Regions from separate parts of the Homo sapiens genome. Here region 1 is linked to region 2. Evidence: read pairs that join two places in POLR2A ChIA-PET (ENCODE). Cell type or tissue: PC-9. All regions are shown on one strand.

What was found. Peaks named below come from ENCODE experiments on the same cell type or tissue, not always from the same donor. Only the 100,000 strongest peaks of a DNase experiment are listed, where the experiment ranks them.
Region 1: POLR2A ChIA-PET joins it to region 2 with 7 read pairs; 4 of 35 experiments call an interaction of 5 or more read pairs at or near these places.

What each region holds. Positions count from the first base shown.
Region 1 is chr2:215,733,613-215,736,112 of GRCh38, reverse strand. All of the region lies in intron 5 of LINC00607 (long intergenic non-protein coding RNA 607), which reads left to right. Among named protein-coding and RNA genes, the nearest start is that of LINC01614, 17 kb to the right of the region's middle. In PC-9, no CTCF peak of the experiment used is centred here; no DNase peak of the experiment used is centred here.
Region 2 is chr2:215,676,776-215,679,275 of GRCh38, reverse strand. All of the region lies in intron 5 of LINC00607 (long intergenic non-protein coding RNA 607), which reads left to right. It overlaps LOC102724861 (a long non-coding RNA gene), which reads right to left. Exons shown (of 8, transcript NR_187737.1): 5 at 1,070-1,332. Among named protein-coding and RNA genes, the nearest start is that of LINC01614, 40 kb to the left of the region's middle. In PC-9, no CTCF peak of the experiment used is centred here; a DNase peak (open chromatin) is centred at 995; H3K27ac peaks cover 873 bases.

The DNA.
Region 1 (2,500 bases), 57 kb before region 2:
AAGAGATCTTAAAATATTCCACTGTGGGTGTGTATTTGTCAATTTCTCCTTGTATTTTAATTTTTGTTTTGTGTGTTTTGGAGCTATAATGTTGTGGGGGGAAAAAAGGCATAGGATTATGCTATTTTCCTGGAGAATTTTCTTTTTAATTTTAGGTAATAGCCTTTATTATTCTGCAAAATACTTAAAGTCTGTTTTATCTACTATGTATGCCAATATACAAGCTTTCATTTGTTTATAATTTGCCTGGTATTCAGATGCTCCTTGACTTACAATGGGGTTACATTCTGATGAACCCATCATAAGTTGAAAACATCATGTCAAAAATGTATTTAATACACCTAACCTAATGAACATCATTGCTTAGCCTAGCCTACCTTAAACATGCTCAGAACACTTACATTAGCCTACAGTTTAGCAAAATTATCTAATGCGAAGCCGATTTTATGGTAAAGTGTTGAATATCTCATGTAATTTATTAAATACTATACTGAAAGTGAAAAACAAAATGGTTGCATGAGTACTTGAAGTACAGTTTCTACTAAATGGAGGGCCTAATGAATATGTATTGCTTTCACACCATAGTAAAGTCAAACAATCATAAGTTGAACCATTATAACTCAGGGACCATCTATATATATATTTTTTCATTTTTTCTACCTTTCAGTGTCATTGTGTTCTAGGTGGGTCTTCTGTAAGAAGCATTCATGTGGATTATTATTTTGTCTGTTTATTTTTAATCTAATCAGAGAGGCTCTGTGATTTAGTAGGTAGTTAGTTGTATTACTTTTTTATGATTATTTACATAAGGTATTTTATGATCTTTTCATTTTTTCTGAAAATGAAGTTATACTAATGTATAGGTGTAATTCTAAACGCTACTTAGACTATATTACATATTCGATCTTAAAACATATATTTTTCAAAGATAAATTGCTGGGACTTAATTAAACTAAAGAGCTTTTGCATGGCAAAAGGAACTGTCAGCAGAGTAAACAGAGAACCCACAGAATGAGAGAAAATTTTTACAATCTATACGTCTGACAAAGGACTAATATCCAGAATCTACAATGAACTCAAACAAATCAACAAGAAAAAAACAAACAATCCCATCAAAAAGTGGACTAAGGACACGAATAGACAATTCTTAAAAGAAGATAGACAAATGGCCAACAAACATAGGAAATAATGCTCAATATCACCAATGAACAGGGAAATGCAAATCAAAATCACAATGTGATATCACCTTACTCCTGCTAGAATGGCCATAATCAACAAATAAAAAATAGTAGATGTTGGCATGGATGCAGTGAACAGGGAACACTTCTACACTGCTGGTGGGAATGTAAACTAGTACAACCACTATGGAAAACAGTGTGGAGACTCCTTAAAGAACTAAAAGTAGAACTACCATTTTATCCAGCAATCTCACTACTGGGTATCTACCCAGAGGAAAAGAAGTCATTATATGAAAAAGATATTTGCACATGCATGTTTATAGCAGCACAATTTGCAATTGCAAAAATGTGGAACCAACCCAAATGCCCATCAATCAATGAGTGGAGAAAGAAACTGTGATACACACACACACACACACACACACACACACACACACACAAAATGGAATACTACTCAGCCATAAAAAGGAATGAATTAATAGCATTTGCAGCAATCTAGATGAGATTGGAGACTATTATTCTAAGTGAAGTAATTCAGGAATGAAAAACCAAACATCGTATGTTCTCACTCATAAGTGGGAATTAAGCTATGAGGATGCAAAGGCATAAGAATGACACAAGGACTTTGGGGACTCAGGGGGCAAGGGTGGGAAGGGGGTGAGGGATAAAATACTACAAATAGGGTACCGTGTACACTGCTCAGGTGATGGGTGCACCAAAATCTCACAAATCACCACTAAATAACTTACTCATGTAACCAAACACTACCTGTTCCCCAATAACCTATGGAAATATATATATGTGTATATATATATAAACAAAGAATAAGAAATACCAAACACAGGCCCTCATAAGATAAAAGGAAATTAAACTGAAGAAAGAATGGCAACAAAAGGACTATTAAACAAAAAAGCTGGTAAATATGTTCGGGCATGGTGGTGTGCGCCTATAGTCCCAGCTACTTTGGAAGCTGAGGCAGAAGGACTACTTTAACCCAGAAGTTCAAGGGCTTGTGTATATATATATATATATCTTATGTTTTTATTTCCTTTTCTCTCCTTTCTTTGAATTGATCAAATTTTTATGTTTTTAGTACTGATTTAGAAGTTTTACATTCTTTTGCAGTCTATTTTTTTTTTAGTGATTACCTGTACACTTTTGACACACATACTTGACTTACACAGTGTAAAGTGAATCCTTCTGAACAAGAAAAAGACCTTAGTACATCTTGACTGTAAGCAGTCATATTTTTCACACTGACATTTCAGCTGTACCTTATTTTTAAACTCTTCAAATGAAATATTAGAAGTTTTTACATTCAA
Region 2 (2,500 bases):
GCTGAGTCATATTCCATTATGTCTAAATACTACGTTTTCTTTCTTTTTTTTAAATAGGGCATATTCTTTTAATTTTTAATTTTTGTGTGTACATAGTAGAGTAGGTGTGTTTATTTATGGGGTATATGAGATATTTTGATACAGGAATGCAATGCATAGTGATCACATCAGGGTAAATGGAGTATCCATTACCTCAAGCCTTTGTGTTATAAACAATCTAATTATACTCTTTTAGTTATTTTTAAATGTACAACTAAATTATTTTTTACTATAGTCACCCTGTTGTACTATCAAATACTAGGTCTTATTAATTCTCATTTAAATACCACATTTTCTTTATCCATTTATTTGTTGATGGACACTTAGGTTGATACAAAATCTTAGCTATTGTGAATAGCTCTGCAATGAACTTGGAAGAGCAGGTATCTCTCTGACATATTGTTTTCATTTCCTTTGGATATATAATCAGAAATGGAATTGCTGGGTCATATGGTAGTTCTAATTTTAATTTTTTGAGGAACCCTAATACAGTTTTTAATAACAGCTGTAGTAATTTACATTCCCACCAACAATATACAGGGTTTCCTTTTTTTTTTCACAGTTTCACTAGCACTTGTTATCATTCATCATTCTGATAATAGCCATTCTAACAGGTGTGAGATAATATTTCATTGTGTTTTAATTTGCATTTTTCTGATCAGCAGTGATGTTGAGCATTTTTTCATATACCTGTTGGCCATTGTATGTCTTCTTTTGAAAAATGTCTATCCAGTTTTTTTTTGGGGGGGGTGCTAGATGAACTTTAATGTTCATACTTATTTTATATATATATCCAATGAAAGTCAGCCATGAAGATGGGCACCCAACTCTATAAATCTTTGGTTTTCCTCTTTTTAAAATCACTTTCTATGAAGTTGTGGGGGATGTATAATGAAGCAGCAGTTCTTTTTTCCAGTTTTGACCTGACTAGGTAAACAATCCTCTCTTGCATAATCAAAACAAATTTTTTCATAACATTTATCTCACACTCAGAGAAAATATAAGTGACTAAATGAAACAGGTTACATACCAAAGGGAAAATCTTTGTTCTTTTGTCTATTCAGGAAAGCCATATATTTTTTAGCTGACCAATTTCTTTCTCAGAGTTCATATTAATTCATATATCTCCATGCTGGGTTTAATCTTACTTAGCTTGTAAGTGCGGTTCTTCATCCCTGTCTTTTCTTGATGTTACTTGTGGCTCACAGCACTTAAAGTTCCTTAGGATGTCTCAAATTCTTGAGATTTCTGGACACCTTTTTTGATGTTTGAAATCAAAATGTTGACTTGTTTCTGTGAAAAGGGAAAGCAGTCACTGCAAGTCATATATATATATATACACATATATACACACACACACACACACACACACACACACATACACACACACACACACATAATTAAAAAAGAAATCTGGAAGTTGCCAAAGGAAGTTATGAGAATGCTGAAAAGCAAGAGAAATACCCTGCAGGAAACCAAAATTTCGAAAAGGCAGGGATAAGAAAACCTCAGACATTCCGGAAGTTTTACATGACACCCAACAATTAGGTATATTTTTTATTTTGGCCAACCCATCTGCTATTTTGAGGTTTTTTTTTGTTTTTTTTTTTTTTTGGCAATGCTGATGACATGCTGTCTTTCATATAAATTTACTGCTTTTACCCTTTTTGGAAACATGCTCCTTCTAATTTCCCTTAACACTTGAGTCACTGGATGGAGGTAGAGCAGGATAGGAGAGGGGAGGAGATAGGAACAGAAAGGGTGCTATTGATAAAGCGCTGCGCAGAGCCAATGAAAGTCAGCCATGGAGGTGGGTGCCTGGTTCTACTGAGGATCCACTTCATCAGCAAGCAGGCTCTACTGCTTGGGGTTTTCTGATGTAAAGAAATGAAGCTACATGTTTTTCTAGTGATGGATTTATCATTAGTTATACACATATTTTTGTATGGGCCTTTTTGGGAAAAAAAGGGTTTGCTCTGAACATGCCCCTTGCTCAATTGTTAGTAAAATAATCTTTCTATAATTGAGTTTAATGGCCATTTTAGGAGTGGAAAAAGAAAGACGTGGTACTATCAAGACATTGTATAAACAAAGGTTATTATGCAGTGAGAGAGAGAGAGAGAGAATCAGAGAATGGAACCCACCTTAGGGCTAACAATTAAATTAGAGTGGGATCTTGACATGAATATTTTTTAAAACTCCTAAGATGATTTAATGTATAACTAGGCTTGTGAACCATAGATAGAAAATTGAGACTGATACTTAGCTGTTTTTATTTTCATTTAAACCGTAGTTATTATAGATTTTTAAACAAGTTGAGTGTTATGCCAATGTTCTTTTAAATATTTTTAACCTGTTCTGCAAATAGACAGCAGGCTATAATGGCTTTATCTGTTTAGAGCATTATTTTTTAAAAAGAGATATGAGGCCAGGTGTGGTGACTCACACCTGTGATGCCAGC